Regions from separate parts of the Homo sapiens genome. Here region 1 is linked to region 2. A link is a loop called in an ENCODE intact Hi-C map of the cell type or tissue named here. Cell type or tissue: PC-9. All regions are shown on one strand. Links, peaks and the distances in the headings refer to the core of each region. The heading gives the core; the rest is flanking DNA.

Region 1 (11,911 bases), core at 2,358-10,357, 1.5 Mb after region 2:
ACTCTACTGTGGCCAGGCCCAAGCATCAGTGAGAGACAGTGAGAGAAGCGCGCCCCGCTGGAGGTCAGCACGAAATGCACCCTCCTGGGGTCGCAGCACACCCCATCCCAGTAGCCCAGGGAGGGGAGAGCAGCAGCTCTGGGGGGCACTCAGATTAGCTGCAGAGCATCCTCGGAAACCATGGCAACCAACGCATCACTATAGTTTCTGTGCTGGGAGGGCCTGTCAATGCATGGCTCCTGGCAAAGTAGCAGGAGAGAGCACATTCCTCACTCAGCCCTGCCCCTCAGCCCTCACCATCTCAGAACAATGCCCCTCCCTCCACTGGCGCCCGCTCAGCCTGCAGACTGGTCCCAGGGTCCAGCGCAGGGACCATCATGGCATCAGTGACCAGAAAATTCTTTGGGAGTCAGTGACAGCAGTGGATCAGGATGGAGTTGAGGTCATTCAGAAACTAGGAGGTGAAGGAGGCGAAAAAGGTGTCCTCATCCTCCTTCTAGTCTGAAATGCATACTCTGCAGAGGGTAGGCGTGGGGAGAGTCACCCTGGTCCTCTGCCTGCAGCATGGCCACCACTGTCAGACCCATCTCCAACTTCCCAGCATAGCCACTTCCTGATGCTGATGGCTGGGCTGGGCTTCCCTCCTCTCTAGCACAACGGGTTGGATGACTTTACTTTTCCAAGTGGTTTTCTTAGACAACAAAGGATCGCAGGTTTGGTTTCTGCCTGAGGAGTCATCTGAACTCCCTTGGCCCCACCCGTTTTGAGGGAAGCCTAACATGCTCTGTGATGTGCACTAAGACCTCACCTAGGATAAGTTGAATTTGAGAAAACTGGAATACTAAAGAATGCTGGATACCAGAACGGCCCGTCCTTCCGGGCTTCCGCTCAGAGAGGCCCTTTTGATTCCCTGCCAAAACTCACCAGTCCCGGGTCCCATTCTCCTGCTACTTTGTCACAAGGCAGTGTAGATGATTTGTTAAACCAGAGTGATCATTTAATAAGAGGTTGCATTGCTTTGGGGCGTGGCACTGGTGCTAGGGTTTCTGAACCAAGAGTTTGACCTGTATAGTTTAAATGCATCGTGCACCCAGCGGCAACAAGGATATTGGAGAGTGAGCACTACTGAATCTTCCAGCTTGGTTTGCTTGTTTGTTTATTTATTTATTTATTTATTCGGAGTTTCGCTCTTTCGCCCAGGCTGGAGTGAAGTGGCGCAATCTCGGCTCACTACAACCTCTGCCTCCCAGGTTCAAGCAACTCTCCTGCGTCAGACTCCTGAGTAGCTGAGATTACAGGTGCCTGCCACCATGCGTGGCTAATTTTTGTATTTTTAGTAGAGACGGGGTTTTGCTGTGTTGGTCAGGCTGGTCTCAAACTCCTGACCTCAGGTGATCCACCTGCCTCGGCCTCCTAAGCTTAGTTTCCTTCCTTCCTTCCTTTCTTTCTTCCTTTCTTTCTATAGTCTCTCTCTGTCGCCCAGGCTGGAGTGCAGTGGTGCGATCTCCGCTCACTGCTAGCTTTGCCTCCTGGGTTCATGCCATTCTCCTGCCTCAGCCTCCAGAGTAGCTGGGACTACAGGCACCCGCCACCACCCTGGCTAATTTTGTTTTTGTATTTTTAGTAGAGACAGGGTTTCACCATGTTAGCCAGGATGGTCTCGATCTCCTGACCTTGTGATCCTCCTCACCCTGCCTGGCCTGCCTCGGCCTTCCAAAGTGCTGGGATTACAGGCGGGAGCCACCATGCCCCACCCAAGCTTGATTTATTTTCAAGTCTGCATGCCTAGGCCCCCAAGCAAGCAGGCACAATTTTGGAAGGAAAAAGTCTTTCTGCTTCAGCCTTTTTTTCCCCTTAAATTGCTGAGGATATTCAAGGACAGGTGTTCCCAGTGTTGGGGACAGTTTGAAGAAGTAGGTATGAAGTGGGGTGTAGATCAGTACACAGACCCCAGTCCCCTGACTGAATTTCAGCTGCCTCAGGAGCTTGGCTTCCTGTGGGACCGAAGTCACGGGCATCCAGAGAGGGCAGAAAAGTAGCATTGGTGCTTGCCTTGGCAAAGAAGCAAAGTTGTTAGAACTTACTTTGGCCATTCTTTTGGAAGCCCTGATAGGTGAGAATGGCTGGGCAAACATGGGCAATTACCCCACGATGAGAGAGGACATGTTGGGTGGGGCATCCTCCCAGGGTCCTTCAGCCCTGACCTTCTTCCCACACAGAAGCCACTGCTGGGCTGGGCGTGGTGGCTCACCCCTGTAATCCCAACACTTTGGGAGGCTGAGGTGGGCAGATCAGGAGGTCAGGAGTTCGAGACCAGCCTGACCAACATGGTGAAACCCCGTCTCTCCTAAAAATACAAAAATTAGCCAGGTGTGGTAGTGGGTGCCTGTAGTCCCAGCTACTCAGGAGGCTGAGGCAGGAGAATCGCTTGAACCCAGGAGGCAGAGGTTGCAGTGAGCCGAGCACAATGGCAGGACGTGCACATTCTCAGGGCAGAAGTGAGCTTCTTCAAAGGACAGGTAGGAACTGGTGGCAGCACAGAACAAGTCCTGTGATTTCCAGAATGTTCTAATTTTGGCTTTCTGGTTCTCAGTCCCACAAGGTTGCCACCAAGGACCCTCTTGCCCTGCTGCAGCCACCTCGCCCTTCCTCCCTCACCCTGCGGACCTGACACCTTGGTGTGGGGAAGATGAAGGTACACTGATCCCTTTTCCAGACCCCTGGCTGCCCAGCAGTCCTGCAGTTTCAGGGCAGTGTTCCTGCAGAAACAAAGACAGAATGGCCCAGGCTGTGGAGGGGATCCAGGTGCAGAAAGGGAGATCTTAGCCCCCAGCCTCTCCCCTCCTCTCCCCAGACCTGGGGTGGGAGCATCTTTGAACCAGGGTGTTGGCCAGCCCCTGGCCTCTGCGTCTGCTTTGCCTCTTCCCCCAGGGATGGAGAAGCCCTGCCCACTCCACCTTCCCCCCACGGCAGACCCTGCTTCAGCACCTGCTTCAGCACCTGAGGTCGTCCCCATCCGTTCACTGAGCCCCAACTCAACAGCCCAGGCCAGAGGGGACCAAAGAGTAAAGTCGGTGGGAAGAGGAAAGAGAAGACATAGCTACACCCACCACCCCCAATACTGGGCCACGATGTTCTGCCCCCAACCCCTCTGCTTCACAGGCCTGTTCTCTTTCCACCAGCTTCTCCCTCTTCCACTCACTGATCCACCACTCAACTTCCCCACCTAATCCTCTTGTCAGAGCCGGTGCTCCCCTCCCCCACTTATCTTCCATCCTCCCCTCCCTGAGTATGGTTCCTCCCAACCATCCCACCTCCTCCTTCCCGTGCCCCTCATGTCACCTTTCTGCCTCCCCCCTCCCCACTGTGTCCACACCAGCCCCCCTCCCCTGACCCATGACCACCCTGGTCCCCCTCGCTCCCTCCATGCCCCTCCTGCAGCCCCGGCCCTGCCCTTTGCCTGCCCCCTCCAGCCACTGGTAAGGGGGAGCGGAGGGGGTCCCCAGCAGCCTCAGCTGGACCCAGCGGCAGACCCCGGAGTCTGGGCCGGACCTAGAGGGGGCGAGGCAGCGTGGCGGGGGGCGGGGGGCGGAGGGGGTAGGGGTGAGGTGGGGGAGGCGGGGAGGCCGGCGGGGGGAGGGGTGGCAGAGGGGAGGGGAGGCGGGGGACGCCTTGTGCAAACGCAGCAGCAGCACCTGGCCCGAGTCCTCAGGGAGCGTCACCTGGAGGTCTTCCTTTCGGGGGGCGGGGGAGTGGGCAGAGGGAGAAGGCATAGTAAAGAGTGGCTTATTACCTTTTGTTCCCCAGGACGCTTCCCCTTTCCACACTCTCATTCCGGAGGTCGCCATAAGCAACTTCCACAATTCTGGATGTTCCAGACCCACGACCGGACTAATTTTTGGTGGAGGGGGAGCAGTATCTTTATCTTCCCACTTTAATGGGTATGTTGATTCAAATCTTCTAACTAAAGTGGGGGGATTATATGGATCATTTCTATATTCGATCATAAAGGAGTCCCCAGCGCACCCAGCGTTTTGTCCGGTGCAATTTCTAGCAAAAGATTCCTTAGGAGCCCAGTCTATAATGACCCCATGAGAACCATTTCGCAAAACTACCGCATTATCTGCCACACAAACCTCCCAAGTAAGAATTTCTCATTTTTCTGACCATTCTGGATTCCTTTTAGGGCAAGCCAATCCCTTAGGCTTGCAATTTTGGACTTTTATATTTGACTGATAATAACTATCCCCTTAAGTTTTTACAGTCCTGATGGGTTGAAAAGACATTCCACTCACTACGTGATAACTAGGTTGAGAACGATTATGAGGAGGTACGTAGACCATCCAACTTTGTATTTGTAATGGCAAACATCCAGGAGCAATTCCTAAACAAACTGGAGGGTATTTATACCCAATTATCCCATTCATTAACATGCCCTCCTCCTCAGGCTATGCAGGACAGCTATCATAAGTCGGCCCAGGCATCCAGATACTACCATTTGTATAAACTTCAGTAGGGGAGTCCATCCAAGTGACAGGTCTAATCAAAGGAGGAAATGGAACATAAGCCCAGTAGTAAAATTTTGCTTAGCTGAAACAGCAGAGAGACTTACCGCCGTGGTGATTACCATCAAGGCAGCCAAGATCATATTACCCGGTGTAATCGCTAGTTGTTTCTCCTTTAGGGTGTCCTCTGCCAATTGAGTCAGCTTCTTTATCTGTCCCCATGTCAGTGGTGTAGCCTAGCGAGTCTTCTCCGTCTTCTGTTTTTTCTCCGAGACGCTCAGCTTCACCATTTTCCTCAGCTCCCGAAAAGACAGGTCGAAGGGACCGGTCTTCTTTCTCTTTTGATTCTTTCCTTTTTTCTGACCGGTCGGTGTAGGGTTCATTGTAGAATTTTAAATGTCTATTGGGTATCCAAATGAGTGTTTGATTGTCTCTTGGTGAAACACAAGGAAAACCCCTCCCCCAAGTAATACTTTTTCTTAATTTCCAAGTTTTGGTTCTGGTATCCTTCCACCAGACCATTTTTCCTTTCTGTGGCACACCCATGACTGCAAAACAAGATAATAAATGTCGTTTTACGTGAGCTGTGCTTTCTCCAGTTTGGCGTGTAGCCCAGATAAACCGAGAAAAAGTATTAACAGTAACATGTACGAAAGAAAGTTTTCCGAATGATGGGACATGAGTCATGTCCATTTGCCACACTGCATTTGGTTGAAGCCCCCTAGGGTTACCTTCAGGTTTTTGGGTGGGTAGCTGTAGCACTTGGCACTGAGGATGTTGTACTATATTTTTAGCTTGTTTCCAGGTAAATGAATATTTATTTTTTAATCCAGCAGCATTTACATGAATTAGGGAATGGAAGTTTTGAGCTTTTGTTCGCGTCTGTGTGAAGAGACCACCAAACAGGCTTTGTGTGAGCAACAAGGCTGTTTATTTCACCTGGGTGCAGGTGGGCTGAGTCCGAAAAGAGAGTCAGCGAAGGGAGATAGGGGTGGGGCCCTTTTATAGGATTTGGGTAGGTAGTGGAAAATTACAGTCAAAGGGGGTTGTTCTCTGGCGGGCAGGGGCGGGGGTTGCAAGGTGCTCAGTAGGGGAGCTTCTGAGCCAGGAGAAGGAATTTCACAAGGTAATGTCATCAGTTAAGGCAGAAACCAGCCATTTTCACGTCTTTTGTGATTCTTCAGTTGCTTCAGGGCATCTGGATGTATACGTGCAGGTCATAGGGGATATGATGGCTTAGCTTGGGCTCAGAGGCCGGACACTGTTAGAACAGGCGTCACTAATAAATTTGCTTGATTATTTAATAGGGTTAAAGGTCCTGGTAAGTTTGTGTGAGCCTAAATATGTGTAATATAAAAGGGAAAATTTTGAGTCCTAACTGCTTGTTGAAGTGAACTAAACAAGAAATTTAACTGATCATCAGAAATATGTTTTACTAAAGCTGTTTTTACCATTTTGGCAGCTTGGAATACGTAAGCAGAGTCAGAGATTATATTAACAGGTTGATTACAATCTTCCAATACAGATATAACTGCTTGTAGCTCAGCTCTTTGTGCAGAATGAAACTGAGTTTGAATAATCTTTTCTTCCGGTCCTGTATAAGCTGCTTTTCCATTCTGAGAGCCATCAGTAAAGATAGTTACGGCTCCCTCCAAAGGAATGGAACTAGTTATTTTGGGTAAAATTTAGGTAGTCAATTTTTAGGAACTGAAACATTTTAGTTTTAGGGTAATGAATATCTATACTGCCAACAAAATCAGCCAGATTTGACTGCCATTCTGACGAATTAATAAAGGCTTGTCGAACCTGTGCTTTGTTTAAAGGAACTACATTTTTATCTCGATCGGTGCCAATGAGTCTGACTATTCTCAGTTGTATTTGGCCTATAAGAATAGCTATTTGATCTAAATAAATTGAGAAAGTTCTAGTCGTACTGTGCGTTAAAAAGGACAATTTAACTAAGTCAACATTTTGAACAATCACTCCTATAGGAGAATGGAGAGTAGGGAACACTAAGAGCTGTAATGGAACACTAGGATCTCTTCTACGGACTTGAGCACTTTGAATTTTTTCCTCAATCATTTGTAACTCTTCAGCTGCAGCAGGCATCAGAGTTCTTTTGCTACATGAATTTGGATCCCATCTCAGCAAAGCAAACAGTTTAGACATTGCTTAGGTGGGAATTCCTAAAGTAGGTCTTATCCAATTAACGTCCCCTAATAATTTTTGGAAATCATTTAAGGTTTTTAAGGACTCTTTACGAATTTCCTCCTTTTGAGGCTTTACTGTTTTCTCCTGTACCCTCATTCCCAGGTAATGATAGGGTGTAGTATGGATTTTATCTGGTGCTATAGCGAGACCTGTAAGTCCCACCACTTCTTGTAGCCTAGCAAAACACTCAATCCGTCTGTCCCTGCTTGCAGCAGCACATAAAATGTCATCAACATAATGAATAATATAGCAATCAGGAAACTGATCCCTGACAAGCTGAATAACCTTTCCAACAAAAGTTTGACTATTTAACATTCCTTGGGGTACAACTTTCCATCGATATATAGTAGCTGGTTCCTTGTTATTCATGGCAGGTATTGTAAATGCAAATTTCTCAAAATCCTGAGGAGCCAAAGGAATAGTAAAAAACACAATCTTTTAGATCAATTATTACCATCGGCCATTCTTTTGGGATCATGGCCGGAGATGGCAACCCTGGTTGGAGAGCTCCCATCGGTTGAATGGCTGCGTTAACCGCTCATAAGTCGGTCAATATGCGCCATCTAGCGAATTTTTTCTGAATTACAAAAACTGGGGCGTTCCATGGTGAAAAAGATGGTTCAATATGTCCTTTGTCTAATTGTTCTTTTGCCAATGAATGTAATGCCTCCAGTTTTTGTTGAGGAAGCGGCCACTGATCAACCCAAACAGGTTTTGGAGTTTTCCGTTTTAATGCAATGGGCTTTGGAGGCTCAACAGTGGCCGCACCTAAGAAGGATATCCAATTCCTCTTCGGTCAAATTTAACTGAGACCTCAATCGGCTGGGTTATTCCGTCCTCATTTTTTTCCTAATCCTTTCCCAGGAATATATCCCATTTTGGTCATCATTCTTTGGCTCTCAGGACTGTAAATTGCAGGGGGAATGGTGATTTCTGTACCCCATTGCTGTAACAAATCTCTCCCCTACAAATTAATGGGAATGAAAGTAATCATAGGTTGGATGGTGACTTCCTGCCCATCTGGTCTTAAACGATGTAAAATTGTAGCACTTTGATAGACTTCAGATGCTGTGCCTACTCCAATCAAGCCCATAGAAGCCTTTTGTCGGGGCCACGCTTTTGGCCACTGATTTAGAGCTATAATTGAAATATTAGCACCTGTGTCTACCAGTCCTTCAAACTGTTTTCCCTGAATCATTGTGCACACAGGTCTGTTTTTAGAAGCTTGATTTACTCAATAGGCTGCTTTTCCTTCACTGTCAGTACTGCCAAAACCACTTTCTCTTTTTACTGTACTTTTTTCTACTATTACATAAGGTAATAACAACAGCTGAGCAATTCTATCTCCTGGGTTTGCACTCCAAGGAATACTGGAACTAATAACCAATTGAATTTCTCCCACAAAATCTGAATCAATCAGCCCAGTATGAATCTGAACTCCTTTTAAGTTTAGACTAGATGTTCCTAAAACAAGTCCAACTGTCCATCAGGTAAAGGGCCAAATACTCCAGTGGGGACTTTTTGAGGGGATTTCCCTGGAAGCAGAGAGATAGCTTTTGGGAAACATAAATCTAAGCCTGTACTCCCTGCTGTAGCTGGCGCCAATTGTGTTACTGTGGTGGTTGGGCAAGAGACAATGATGGTGGTTGGACTAGAGGCAATGACCGACTGAGGGACCAACTGCTGGAGTGAGAATGCCCCCGTTTGGAGCGGGGCCTGAGGCTGGCCCCTCTTCCTGTTTCCCGACTGCGGTTGTAACGGTTGGCCATTTTTGTCAAATTTGAAGTGACACTGATTAGCCCAATGTTTACCCTTCTGGCACCTGGGACATAAGCCAGGTGGTTCTTTTATTTGATTATATCTTGCCTGTTTGTTCGATTTGTTCTTACGTTCCTTTTTTGTGTGTCCAAATTGCCCACAATTGTAACAATTGCCTGAAAAGTTTTTAATTGGACCTCCCACTTTTAACTCTGTCGTGGCTTGAACCATTATCATAGCCTTATGCATGATTCCACCAACTCCATTACATGCCCTGATATATTCATTAATCACATCAACTCCCACCGGAACCTTTCCTTTCACTGGGTGAATAGCTGACTGGCATTCAGGGTTAGTATTCTCACAAGCCAATAATTCTACAATCACCTTCCTGGCACTTTCTTTCTTTCTTTCTTTTTTTTTTTTTTTTTTTGAGGCGGAGTTTCGCTCTTGTTACCCAGGCTGGAGTGCAGTGGCGTGATCTCGGCTCACCGCAACCTCCGCCTCCTGGGTTCAAGCAATTCTCCTGCCTCAGCCTCCTGAGTAGCTGGGATTACAGACATGTGCCATCACGCCCGGCTAATTTTTATATTTTTAGTAGAGACGGGGTTTCTCCATGTTGGTCAGGCTGGTCTCCAACTCCCGACCTCAGGTGATCCGCCCACCTCGGCCTCCCAAAGTGCTGGGATTACAGGCATGAGCCACCGCACCCGGCCTTCCTGGCACTTTCATCAGTGAGAGCCTTCTGTGCTGCGTCTTGAAGGCGAGCAATGAAATCAGGATATGGTTCCTTTGAGCCTTGTCTAATAGAATTAAAAGACTGATAAGTAGTTCCCAGATCCTGAATTTTCTCCCATGCCCTCAAACAGCAATTGCGAATTTGTTCAATGGCATCATCTCGAAGTCCTGATGGTTGTTTACAGTTCCCCATTGACCCCCTATTCCTAGAAGTTGTTCAAATGTAATGGCAATAGCAGGATTAGCAGCACGGTTTTTTCGATCTTGATTTTGAGCCTCGTCGGTCCACCAAGTCTTAAACTGAAGAAATTGGGAGGGCGAAAGTGTAACTTTCGTTAAAATCTCCCAATCACACGGAGTCAATAGCTTATTCTGAGCCACAGATTGCAATAGCGATCGGATGAAAGGCGAATTGGGACCATACTGACCAACAGCTGCTTTAAGATCTTTGAGCAGCTTAAAAGAAAATGGTTCCCATACCGCTTGATGGGCTCCACCTTGCTGTCGTGGGGGTTGCAAAACTACTGCAAACTGCCAGGCATCAAGATCTCCGGCTAATCTAGCCTGCCGAATAGTAAACTGTAATGGCGATTCATTAACATTAGATGGCAGTGCAGCCTTATGTTGTACTGGTGCTACACCATGCGCTCGTGGTTCCTGAGGCCACAATTCATTCATTCGTGAAACAGGGCAAATTTGAGATTCAGACCTCCAAGGCTCCAAGCTACATTGCTTTATTGGAGGCGGCCACTCCGGATGATCCCAATGAGGAGCCGACTGCTCCTCAAGGCCCTTCTTTGTTTTAAACATCTTGGCATATATGGCTTCTCTATTTTAGGAGCAGCTGAAGGTCCCACGTGCTCCTCAAAAGAAATTAACTCATCTCCAGGTTTGTCTGTATTTTCCTCAAAATCTTCTTCACTATCCTCTCCTCCTTCAGCAGCATCACCACCTTCCTCTGCAGAAATTCTTTCTGCTGGAGGATAAGCCTCATTTTCCGATTGAAACGGTTCCGAGGCTGCTTTAACTATAGCCCAGTTTGACCAGGCTGTTAGGGGGATAAATTTTCCTTCCTTACAAACTTGTTTTAAGGCAATTCCCACCTGTTCCCAATCTTTGAAGTCCATGGTACCATGTTCAGGAAACCAAGGACGATATTGCTCTACTGTTGGAAACAGAGTAATCAAATTTTCTGTGCTAGCCTTAATTCCTGCCCTCTTTAAGAGGAGCTTAATAAAATGTAAATATGCAGAATGTTTACTTTTGGATTGTCCCATGGTGTCCCTGGAATGCTCCGAGTGCACAAGCTTACCGCAAGGCCGACCACACGTTCTCGGGAGTTCCTGGACAGACCGTTCTTCACAACGACCACGCTCAGGTGTAACTTCACCTGGGTTCAAGGAGACCGTGTTGGGTGCCAAAGATGTAGGGGAACCTGCCTGATACACCACCCGCAGGCTCTCCCCTTCCCGGTGGAGACGAGGGAATGAGAAAAGAAATAAAGACAAAGACACAAAGTTTAAGAGTTAACAAAAGTGGGTCCAAGGATCCATCGCAACGTGGAGATTGCAAAGGCCAGGAGCTCTGGGTTCCACTGATATTTATTGAGTACAGTTCCTTTGATCCTATAGGCTGAGGGTGGGCTGATGGTGAGGTGATCATTGGGTGAGCATAGGGAGAGGTGGCGGAGCCTGCTGTGTCGGTCATTAGCCAGTTAATACTATTTACTGTTCCACTACGTAAGCTAATACTCTATGTTTAACTTACAGATAATCATCAGAGTCCAACTAAGCGGCTAATAGAACAGAACAGGACGTGAAAGCAAACAGCCCTTCAAACCCACAGGCCTGTACATCAAAGGAGTGGTCAACGCCTGAGCACCGTCAGCAGAGCAGCTGCTTTGCCTCTGGGAACATGCGGGAGATAGGAGGCTTCCTCCTTAACCCTACTGCAGAGGACTTCTCCTCTTTTACCAGCAGCCTCCTGCAGTACCCTCCCGGGTAATGGAGCAGGGGTCGCTTCCCTTCCCATGAGACCTTTGTTCAGGCACTCAAGTGGAAGGTTGAGCAATAAGCCAACTTTCTTGCTCAGAGGCTCCGCAGACTTCCTGTGGTTGTTTGTTCCACTCTGTGGTCAGTCAAGCAAGCTCACCGCCTGATTCTCTTATTGTTGTACTAAGCACAAGCTATTATACTTATGATTCATAATCATATTAGTAAAGCACTATTCTAAAGCATATACTATTAATCTTTAAATGGGCACAGTGTAGGCTGGTCCTCAACCACCTGGGCCCACATCCAAGCCCCCTATTTCAACCCACACATCCCTCTCCATTTCTGCCACTTTTGTCTCTGTCCCAGGCTTCAGCACCTTCTTAGGTCAGTGGGGGATGCGGGTGGGGACAGAAGAGTCTGTTTCTCATTCCCTGGGGTAGTGAGCAAAGGCACCCCTGGGATGTCCAACATGGATGGGGGTGCGGTGAGGGGAAGGCGGGCACAAAGATAAAGAGGAGGCTGGAAGAGGACCTGGCAGAGAGAAGAAGGGATTGGGGTTCTAGGCACTGTTCTGGGGTGGCACAAGCAGCTCTCCCTCCACCCTGGGAGGGATTTCAAACAAATTAAAAACATGGTTCATACAAATTAGAATGTTCACAAGTCAAATATTTTATTCGACTCAGCCAGATGGTCATGCTGGTTTCA
Region 2 (11,911 bases), core at 1,189-9,188:
TCAAGTAACCAGGATTGGCTGTTTGGAGTTTCCCTTCCCCACATTTATCTATGCTTATACAACTATAAATTTACAAACATACATACCTAAAAAAAGTTTTCCTTTCCTATTTTTAAAGAAAACAGAACTGTACTATACATTTTCCTCTGTAATTTTACTTTTCTTCACTTAAATTTGGACATTCCTCCAAGTTGATGTGTCTGACAAATTCGTCAGTTGTATTCCACAATATAAATATGCAGGCATTTTTCCAGCCACTCCCCATTTGATGGACGTTGGGTTGTTTAGTTTTTTGCCATTACAACGAGTGCTGCAGTAAATATTCTTAAAGACCATGGCTTCTATTTCTTTAGCAATAGAGTCCTCAAAGTGGGGTTACTGGGACAAAAGGTATGAGTGTTAAAGATGTAATAGGTACCACCATGTCTTTTTCTTAAAAGTTGTGGCATTTACATTCCCTTCAGCAATCTGTGTGAGGGCCCCTTTCCTTAAACCTTAGCTGTCAGTGGGCGTTACAGAACTTGATGGATTTTGTTTTGTTGCTCTGATGGGTAAAAAATGGTATCTTCTTTTGAATTGCAGCCCTTAACTACTGGTATAGTTGTGACTTTTGGTATGGAAAATAAAAACATTCTTTGCCCCTGCATGTATTAATTTTAAGTCTTTAAAAAAATCATTTGAGAATTGAAAAAGAAGGAAAACTCCAGTTTCTGAATAAACGGGAAGAAGAAAGTAGAATTACCTAATCACGCTGTATTTTAGTTCATTATGTTAATTTTAATTTTAATTTTTTTGAGACAGGGTCTCGCTCTGTCACCCAGGCTGGAGTGCAGTGGTGAGATCACAGCTCACTGCAGCCTGCAACTCCTGGGCTCAAGTGATCCTCACAACTCAGCCTCTCAAGTAGCTGGGACCACAGGCACATGCCACCATGCCTGGCTAATATATTTTTATTTTGTAGAGACAGGGTCTCTCTCTGTTGCCCAGGCTGGATTCTAACTCCTGGGCTCAAGCAATCCTCCTGCCTCAGCCTCTTTTTTTTTTTTTTTTTTGAGACGGAGTCTCGCTCTGTCGCCCAGGCCGGACTGTGGACTGCAGTGGCGCAATCTCGGCTCACTGCAAGCTCCGCTTCCCGGGTTCACGCCATTCTCCTGCCTCAGCCTCCCGAGTAGCTGGGACTACAGGCGCCCGCCACCGCGCCCGGCTAATTTTTTGTATTTTTAGTAGAGACGGGGTTTCACCTTGTTAGCCAGGATGGTCTCGATCTCCTGACCTCATGATCCACCCGCCTCGGCCTCCCAAAATGCTGGGATTACAGATGTGTGAACTATGCTTGGCCTCATTACGTTACTTTTTTTTTGTTTTTGTTTTTTTGAGATGGAGTTTTGCTCTTGTTGCCCAGGGCAGAGTACAATGGCGTGATGTCAGCTCACCGCAACCTCCACCTCCCAGCGATTCTCCTGCCTCAGCCTCCCGAGTAGCTGGGATTACAGGCACGCACCACCACACCTGGCTAATTTTTGTATTTTTAGTAGAGACAGGGTTTCACCATGTTGGCCAGGCTGTTCTTGATTTCCTGACCTCTTGATCAGCCCATATCGGCCCCCCAAAGTGCTGGGATTACAGGCGTGAGCCTGTTAATTTTAAAAAATGTTTCCAACTTGTGTTTTCTTTAAGTAAAAATTTTTAAGAAATTAAAAAGCCTGTTCTTGTTTGTTGAAAATAAAAGTTATTTCTCCCTCTTTCTCTTCTCTGTTTACCGAGCAATTTTTGATATATTACAGTCACCCCTAAGCATACATGAGTGTTGGTTCCAGGACGTGCATGTAGGATGCATGTGGAGTGGCGGGTGGGGGCGGTCTTAGGCCTCAACGCTCCCATGTGTGTTTGACTTTTTTCTTTCTGATACGGTGTTATAACTCAAGCGATTACTTTTTTGGTTTACAAATGAGGAGACTGATTCTTAGAGAAGTCGTTGTGCCCATGGTGAATCAATGGAAGAGAGAGAACTAGAACCCAGGTCCTCTCATCCTTTGCCCTGGGTTTTGTCCCTTGGGCTTTGTCTCTCGTACTTTTGAAATCTTACCATGATTCCCTTTCAGGGGCCCTCATGTATTCCTTTCCCACTGGCTTTGAATACTTCGTCTTTCACACTTGCAGGGACAGTATTACCCTGTTCGTAGGGACAGTATTCCACCAGGTGTTCAAGTGTGGCATATTGCTAAGTTTGCCTTGTGTCATTCTGTGGAAGGAGCAAAGGATTTGGTATTAGACAACCAGGGTTTGAGTTTTAACTACACATCATTGTCAGGAAAATGAAGGTAACCATGATTCCTCAAACTGTTGTGAAGTTCAAATGAGATAAATCTATGTGGAGGCTCTTTGTAAACTGGAAAGTGTTCTATAGACATTAATGAACGATAGCACTCACCGTCTTAGCAGAAGGGAGTACAGAGATAGCAGGCCATGTGGGGATGTCTTTCTATCTTGCACAAAACAACTCTGGACCATACATGATAGTGTATAGTGAAATGCCACTTTGTGTGATATGAGCCATAAATGATCTGGGAGATTAGAAAATGGAGAAATCTGGGCCGGGCACGGTGGCTCACGCTTGTAATCCCAGCACTTTGGGAGGCTGAGGCGGGTAGATCATGAGGTCAGGAGATCGAGACCATCCTGGCTAACACGGTGAAACCCCGTCTCTACTAAAAATACAAAAAATTAGCTGGGTGTGGTGGCGGGCGCCTGTAGTCCCAGCTACTCAGGAGGCTGAGGCAGGAGAATGGTGTGAACCCAGGAGGTGGAGCTTGCAGTGAGCCGAGATCATGCCATTGCACTCCAGCCTGGGCAACGGAGTGAGACTCCGTCTCAAAAAAAAAAAAAGAAAAGAGAAAATGGAGAAATCAATGTGGGCAGTGGGGGGAGGCTGAGAAGACCATGTATTTATACCATGTGTTTTCTGTCTTGCGTACTTTCTTGAATCCTGCTTTTTCAAGGGTGGTAGTTTCTATACCAGTCTGCACATTGGTGCCCAGCTGATTGCATAAAAGTCACCTGAGGGAGCTTATACATTCCTGGGCCCTGCTCACAGAGGGAAAGGATGACATAGTTAAAAGCGTGGGTGTTGGCCAGGCGCAGTGGCTCACGCCTGTAATCCCAGTGCTTTGGGAGGTCAAGGTGGGTGGATCACTTGAGGTCAGGAGTTCGAAACCAGCTTGGGCAACATGGTGAAACCCCATCTCTACCCAAAATACAAAAAATTAGCCAGACATGGTGGTGCATGCCTGTAGTCCTAGCTACTAGGGAGGCTGAGGTGGGAGAATTGCTTGAGCCCAGGAGGCCGAGGTTGCAGTAAGTCAAGATTGTGCCACTGCACTCCAGCCTGGGTGACAGAGTGACACCCCATCTCAAAAAAAAAAAACAGAGTGAGACCCCATCTCAAACAAACAAAAACAAAACAAAACAAAACAAATCAAAATAGGTGTCCATCTTGATAATTTGCTTTCTTAGATATGAAGTAGATGAATTGGTGTAATAATAGCAAATCAAGGTTATTGAGGTGGAAGTGATGGCTATGTAGGCAGTCCTTGACTTTTGTATGTCTTGAATGGTATGCATTATTCATTGACACCCTTTGCCATGGTCTGAATAGTAGTGTCCTCCCAAGATTCATATGTTAGAACCTAATCTCCAGTGTGATAGTATTAAGAGGTGGGACCTTCGGGGAAGTAAGTCATGAGGACTCTGCCCTCAAGAATGGGATTAGTGCCCTTATAAAAAAAAGATTGAAGGGAGCTTCCTTGCCCCTTTGGACATATGAGAACATGTAGAAGGCACCACCCATGGAGCAGAGAAAAAGTCCTCACCAGACACCGTATCTGCTTATGCCATGCTCTTGGACTTCCTGGCCTCCAGAACTGTGAGCAGTAAATTTCTGTTGTTTATAAATTGCCCAGTCTGAGGTATTTGGTTATAGCAGCCTGAAAGGACTGAGACAGAAATTGATACCGCAAGTGGGTAGAAATTTGTACATCATGTGTTGTTTTTCCTCCTTGTGTATCTTCTTGAATCCTGTCTTTTTAGAACAGTAATTTCCATATCAGTCCGCACATTGGCACCCAACTGGTTGCATAAAAGTTACCCGAGGGAGCTTACACATTCCAGAGGGAAAAGATGCCAGAATTGAAAATGTGGGTGTCCATCTCAAAATTTGTTGTCTTTAGACATGAGTTAGATGAATTGGTATAATAAACAGTAAGGTCACTGAGGTGAAAAATGGACGATGTAGGTGGTCCTTGGCTTTTGTGCATCTTGAATGCATAAGCATTATTCATTGACACTCTTAAATGGCCTTTTAATGCCTAATTTGGATTTTTGTATATCAGCTGCCAAACACACATTTCTATTAATATTATTGATGGTGGCACTGCTTGCCAGCTGATAATTTTGTTTCACTGAACTCACATCTTTGTTCATAGAACAGTATTGATTTGCACAATTGGTTGAATATTTTATTGCATTTTACCTTTACTTTATAAAATGAGTGAGAATGGAAACAAGTACAGTAAAGTGAAAACAGTAATGTTGAGACAAAGATGGAAATCATTAGGTATGCCGAATGCCTAAAGCAAATGTAGATTGCTCATCTTGACTGGACACTCAACGGATTTATCATAACTGTGTTTGGTTGTGAAGAACCAACTGGAAGAAGATGGAGAGTTGTTATTGCAGATGGTGTCAAAAAGGCATGGCTCTAGGAACACCAACTCCCTCATATTATATAAGTTCTGTTGACTTTTGCGCATTTGTTTCTCTTTAAATATATATATGTGTGTGTGTGTATATATATATGTACATATATATTTAATTGACATATAAGTGTACATATTTATGGGGTACAGTGTGATTTTTTTTTTTTTTTTTGAGATGGAGTCTCGCTCTGTTGCCCAGGCTGGAGTGCAGTGGTGCAATCTCGGCTCACTGCAACCTCTGCCTCCTGGGTTCGAGTGATTCTCCTGCCTCAGCCTCCCAAGTAGCTGGGACTACAGGCACATGCCACCATGCCTGGCTAATTTTTTGTATTTTTAGTAGAGATGGGGTTTCACTGTGTTAGCCAGGATGGTCTCGATCTCTTGACCTTGTGATCCACCTGCCTCGGCCTCCCAAAGTGCTGGGATTACAGGTGAGAGCCACCGAGCCTGGCTTACAGTGTGATATTTTGATACATGTATATAATGTGTAATGATCAAATCAGGGTAATTAGCATACCCATAACCTCAAACCTGTATCATTTCTTTGTGTTGATAACATTCATAATCCTCTCTTCTAGCTATTCAAAAAACTGTAAATTATCATTTGCTGTATTCACCTTAGTATGCCACAGAACACCAGAACTCACTTCTGCCATCCAGCTGTTCCCTGTCTCCCTTAACCAACCTTTCCTTCCCCCAACCTCTTGCCCTTCCCAGCCTCTGGTAACCACTATCCTACTCACTGCTTGTATGATATCAACTTTTTTTTTTTGAGATGGAGTCTCGCTCTTTCGCCCAGGCTGGAGTGCAGTGGCGCGATCTCGGCTCACTGCAAGCTCCGCCTCCTGGGTTCACGCCATTCTCCTGCCTCAGCCTCCTGAGTAGCTGGGACTACAGGCACCCGCCACATGCCCAGATAATTTTTTTTTTTTTTTTTTTTTTGGATTTTTAGTAGAGACGGAGTTTCACCGTGTTAGCCTGGATGGTCTCTATCTCCTGACCTCGTGATCCACCTGCCTCAGCCTCCCAAAGTGCTGGGATTATAGGCGTGAGCCACCGTGCCCGGCCGATAGGAAACTTTTTTAAGCTTCCTCACAGGAGTGAGAACCAGTGCATTGTGTTTCTAAGCATGTTGCATGCATCATGTAATAGAGAAGCTGCCTGCAATAGTTGGCCCTCCTGGACTGTTGTAACTAAACTGTAACCAGCAGATGGCTCTCAGTCACCATAAATATGGTAGAGCAGCTCATTCATCTTTTACTTGGAATTCTTGTTTTTTGTGTATCACCCCTTTTTGCCCCTCTTCTACTTTTAAGGTACCATGATTTGCAAACATTTAAGGTACAGAAGTGTTCCTTTTGGTTTTGTTTTTTGCTTAAGATGGCCTGTGTGACTCTCAGGAGCAGTGCCCTGGGGTTTTGAAATTTGAGTTGGAGACCCAAAAAAATGATGGCCTTTTCTACCCTGTATTTCTATTCTTCTGTGAACTGTTTCATCAAGGTTTTCATTTAGTGTTAAAACTTTTTATTGGTAAATTTGGCAAGCAATGAATAGGAAAAAATAGGATTGCTTTTAAATTAGAACAATATTTGATTGTAATAGATTTTAAAGGTGCTATAGTGAAATTTCCTTGGATATTATGTAAGGAAGATATTTTCCTTGTTCTGATTCTTATTTGTTCTGGACTAATACTCAATGGAGATTATTCAATTTGAACAAAAAATATTTTGAGTATCAACTTTGCAGTCGGCACAATGTTAGGCATTTATTGTCCCTTGAGTATTAGCTCCATGAGGTCAGGTATTTATGTCTCTCTTGTTCACTTACAAGTCACTAGATTAGTGCCTGATACATAGAAGATATTCAGTGTTTGTCAGATGGATGGATGGATGGAAGGGTGGATGGGATACAGAAAAGAGTAGGACAGAGTATTGGACTGAAAGATGTTAACAGTTTAGTAAATATGGCTACAGATATTCCTACATAATCATGATCTCTTGAAGGACCAGTTTAACTCTGGGATTGTTATTAAGTGCTGTGTTGAAAATTGAAAGGTAATGAAAAAATTTCCTTTTCCTGAAGTCGTGTCAATTTCTTCAAGTCACATAGGTTTGGCAATCTTTATTCCCTATATCCAGTCTATTCATCAACACTTGTGGAATTTCCCTTGAGCCACTATGTTAATTGTCCCTTTCTCTCTGTTCCCTCTTGTCACTTCCCTTGTCCAGACTCCTGTTACCTCCCACCTAAATTACCACACTGGCCTTTTGGCCTGCCTCTCTGACTGCAGCCTCTCTTCCGTGTAATCCAGTCTGCGTATTGTTGCCAGACTTCGTCTCTAAAGAATTTCTGTCAAAGAATCTATTTCTAATTGAAATTTGAGCCTCTGTGCATCTTTATATTCACAGAAAGGAACTACCAAAAAAAGTTCTGAAAAAGGAATTACCCTTTTATATCATAGGAGTGTTTTCAAATCTATAGGCAAGTCTAGTTACGAAGCTTTGCAGACTCAGCTCACTCACACCCCAGAAATATCTTCCCTCATCCTAACTGCAAACCTCCCTGTGGTCTGTGAATGCCCAAACACTGATATTTTTTCCAGACAAAACAAACATTTTATATAGTCACTTTGACATCTTTTTGAAACGCTAAGAAAGGCTAAAGAAAGCTACTTCTTGGAATTCACTGCTATTTCAATTCTGTATTCAGTTGATAAGAACGCCCTTCCTATGAACTCTAACAAGCTTCAACTTCATTTGTCTGTAGAAAGACATGGATTGTCTGTGCACCCCCCCGATATTATCATAATTTAAATAATGTACATCATTTTCTTTGGGGGATGAAAATGAAATCATTTTATGTCTTTAGAAGTGATTGTGAAACTTTTTGGTTAAATCTTGATAAGACAAGATATCTAACGTATTTACTGATGTGGCATTTATTTGATAAGTTTCATTTATTTGAAAAGTTTCATCTTGAAATAATATGGATAGAAATCATTTATTAAAAAAATTCAAGTCTGTTCTAAGCTCAGAAGCATAGTATTTAGCATTTCCTTTCTTTAATTTCCTTTGCAGAGGAAAAATGCCTCTTACTTGTCATTTCCAAAAGTGAGGCTGAGCTACAAGGTGTTTTACTGACCAAATTCCCTTTCAAGTAATTCTCTCCATCTGCTCAAACAGTATCAGTCTTTGCTGCTGAAGTCTTGAAGGCAGGTAGCAGTTGATTAAGTTTTGCTTTGCTTGATTTTTAAAAAACATTTCAAGATAAAAATGTTAAATGCTTCTCTCATTTTGTTTTTAAGAAAGAGAGCTTAAAAACCTCAATGGTTTTCCTAGTTCTGGTTCATAAACATTTACTGAATGCTTATGCTCTGGCATATTCCGAGGCTCTGTGTTTTGGTCCTGGGGATATAAACATAACTGTCATGTGGCCTCTTCCCTCACAGAGCTCATAATTTAGGAAGGGAGACAGATGAGTAAATAACTAACTACAATCCCGCTTGATAAATGCCACGTTAGAGGTTGTGAACATAGCACCATGGGAATACCAGCGAGTGATTGATTCAAGGGAAGGGGGATGGGGCTAGGGATCAGGAAAGCCTAAGCAGCAGAATTGACATTTGAGTTGAACCTTAGGGGAATGAATAGAATTTTGCCAGATGGACAAAGGGGGTGGGGGTGGGGACACTCCAGACTCATGCAAAAACATGAGAGTGTGAAAGTTTTGCCTTTGTCTGAGCGGTGGGGAGCAGTCTGGAGGGCCGAAGTAGGGTGTGGAAGCGGGGATGTTGAGGAGATGATGTCGTAGAGAGATCGTAGCCATGTTGTAGCTTCTGGGGAGTCAGGGAAGTTTTTGAATAGGGAAGTGATAGGGTGAGATCTCTGTTTTAAGAACAATAATTCTTGCAGCAGAGTGTAGGATGATTTGAATGAGGGTAACTGGGGACAAGGAGACCGATCAGAAGGCTGTAACCATGTTGTACATGAGAGGTGATGGGTGTCTGAGCCAAGGCAGTACCAATGGGGAGGGCAGTCAGGGCTTGGATGTGAGAACCATCTCTGAGGGAGGCCTTGTTTGTTGATGAGATGTGGTTAGAAGGGAGACCAAAAAAAAAAAAATGGCTTGGATGACTTGGGAATACAGTGATGCTGCTCACCAAAATAGAGAGCGTACGAGAAGAAGCAGCTTATGGGGTGAGAGTCATGAATTTGATTTTGGATATGTTGAGTTTGGGGAGGAATACCCAGTTGGAGATTTTTAAATGAAAAGACACAAATGCAGATAAAGAACCTGTAGGGAGATATTATGGGTAGAGACAAATTTGTAAGTCTGTTTAGCACCGTGATTTTCAATCAGGTAAGGGGTGGGAGGACGTGCTTTGCCTGAATGTTTTTATATGTGGGGTTTCTTTTTAACTATTTGTGTGCTACTCCCCCCAAACCCTCCAGATTCTGGTATTGTCCTGCTAGGAAGGAGAGCACGTCCCTCCCCACCCCTAGTTCAGAATTCACCACCATAATGACTCAAGGGAATGTGTCTGATTTCATATGTGCTGGGCATAGAATGAATGTCTTTAAGCATTGCTAGCATTTATTCTTTTTTTTTTTTTTTTGAGACGGAGTCTCGCTCTGCCGCCCAGGCTGGAGTGCAGTGGCACGATCTCGGCTCCACTGTAACCTCTGCCTTCCGGGTTCAGGCGATTCTCCTGCCTCAGCCTCCCGAGTAGCTGGGATTGCAGGCGCCCACCACTACGCCCAGCTAATTTTTTGTATTTTTAGTAGAGACGGGGTTTCACCATGTTGGCCAGGCTGGTCTTGAACTCCTAACCTCGTGATCTACCCGCCTCGGCCTCCCAAAGTGCTGGGATTACAGGCATGAGCCACCACGCCTGGCTGCTAGCATCTGTTCCTACAGCCTGAAGCCCCTAGCACAGATAGACTTGCCCAGAGAAACACAATACCGTGAGAGGAGCAGATCTAAGTCGAATTCCCAAGGAACCCACATTTCAGAGGCAGATGGGGGAAGAGGTACCTGCAAATTATAGAGAAGGAGCTGTCAGTGGGAGAGAGTGGTGTGGAGGAAGCCAAGAGAGGAGAGGATTCATGGAAAGGGGGATAATAAGCTTAGCTGTGACACATGAGGCCTGGAAGAGGGGTCTGGTAAGGCCTGGAGGAGGGGTCTGGTAAGACCTGGGAAGAGTGTTTGGCAGTGAGGAGGCTGTGAGTGAGAAGATTTTGGTCGTGCAGGGGTAGAAGTTGGCTTGCAGTGGGTTGAGGAGTGAACGGGGGTCAGGAAGTGGAGTTGGTGAGCATAGGTTATTCTTCATGGAAGTTTGGCTGCAAATAGGAGAGAAAGTCATTGCTTGAGGATTTATAGGATGGAGAAGAACTAGTAGAAAGTTAAAATTATGAGATCCTGGGATAATAGGAGGATAAGTTATTAGAACAAATGGAGGGTCACTGTAGCTACCTACCTCGGAATTAATTCTAAATCTAGCCCCCCCAAATTTTGCCCACTCTCCACTCTTACATCACACATGTTTATGTGGTACACATTCCTGGTCCTGGAGACTCATTCGTGTTTTTGCCTTTTCTTGGAATGCCTTACCATCTCTTCCTTTCTTCACTAAACCTCACGCATTCTTCAAGGCTGCCTTAAGTCTCTTTGCCTTTTTTTTTTTTTTTTTTTTTTTACAATAGGGGTCTTGCTTTGTTGCCCAGGCTGGTCTTGAACTCTTGGGCTCAAACAGTCCTCCTGCCTTGGCCTTCCAAAGTGCTGGGATTACAGGTGTGAACTACTGTGCTCAACCTCCTTACCTTTATGAAACCTCTGAAGTGGTAGAAAGGAAATGCCTTGGGTTAAGAATCACAAGATGTGGGCTGAACCCTTAGCTCTGCCACTAGGTGGGTGGCCCTGAGGAAGCCACTGGATGTCTCTGCCTTAGTTTTCTTGTCAGTAATACCTGTGCTGACTTACACACAGGGCTGTGTGCGATTCACATGAGATAATGTTTGTGAAATGCCTTTGAAATCACAAAACATATTATAGCACCAATGTGTGATACTGTAATTTCCTGACAACTCTCCTTATTGATTTCATTCATTTATTTATGGGTTTTGCTGAAAAAATAATTAATTCCATGTTTTTCTTTCAGTGTCCATTATGCCAGCCATAATGTGATAAAGGATGGAGTGATAAGACCTAGTCCCTGCCCTTGTGGAGCTTATAGTCTAGCGTGGGAGACAGAAAACAAACAAATGCATAATGGCTGGTGACTTCAGTGCTATAAAGAAAAATTAAGCAAGATAAGGAGGAGTGGGGTGAAGGAGTGACAGAGACAGATGTTATTTTAGATGGAGGAGTCAGGGAAACCTCTCTGAGGAGACAACATTTGAGAGGAGATTGAAAAAATCTAATTCACAATTTGCAACAATAGGAAATCATCTTTTGCAGGATTAAAAAGAATATCTGCTTTCTCCCACCAAGATGAGTCTTCCCCACTTACTCCCCAATGTCACTAATAACAAGGGTATCATATCCTCAAGTGTTGGGCCAGAAAGAAGGTTGAAAACCATTGGCCCACTTAGTTTGCTTGTTTTATGGGTGAGAAAACCAGAGCTGAAGAGGTTTTTGGAATTGCCCAGGAGGGATACAAAGCTAGATGCTCTCTTATTTTAACTAGTGTGCTTCATGTTGGTGAGTTTCTCATTTCAATTTGATTATAAACTCCTTGAAAGCAAGAATTATGTTTTCATATTATTTTTCGTATTTTCCTAGTACCTAGAACAGTAATAATAGGCACCACCCCAAATGTTAAATTGAACATAAAACCAAATGAAAAGAGAATCGGGTGTACATCCAGGGATACCTATGATCTCATGATCTTACCTGCTTTTCTGAGTGAAGGTCAGTGAGTGAAATTGCTGGATTTCCTCATAGGTTTGGGGCATCAGGAAAGTAGAAACACCAAACAAACCAGAGAGAAGTGGAGTTAGACAGTTCAGCCTTGGGAATCAGATAACCCTGGGAAATCCTTTCTATATATGTCTGTGGTGATGTATGTTTGATATTAGTATTAAATTGTGCCCATATTGTCACTTTTATTTTCTAACAGGTGTTTATTTTCTAACAGGTGTCTATATATATATATATAT

Evidence for each region. Hi-C counts contacts between places; a loop is a spot of excess contacts. Peaks named below come from ENCODE experiments on the same cell type or tissue, not always from the same donor. Only the 100,000 strongest peaks of a DNase experiment are listed, where the experiment ranks them.
Region 1: it touches region 2 in a loop (9-fold over the local background); 3 of 110 quality-filtered maps call a loop at or near these places.

Annotation. Positions count from the first base shown.
Region 1 is chr17:8,055,762-8,067,672 of GRCh38, reverse strand. No RefSeq gene overlaps it. Among named protein-coding and RNA genes, the nearest start is that of ALOX15B, 23 kb to the right of the region's middle. RefSeq lists enhancers at 2,825-3,326, 9,926-9,995, 9,479-9,996. In PC-9, for the core only: CTCF peaks have their summits at 7,265 and 9,826 (motif pointing right); a DNase peak (open chromatin) is centred at 9,802; H3K27me3 peaks cover 1,349 bases.
Region 2 is chr17:9,516,327-9,528,237 of GRCh38, reverse strand. The region is part of intron 4 of STX8 (syntaxin 8); the gene reads left to right. Among named protein-coding and RNA genes, the nearest start is that of STX8, 54 kb to the left of the region's middle. In PC-9, for the core only: a CTCF peak has its summit at 6,008 (motif pointing right); no DNase peak of the experiment used is centred there.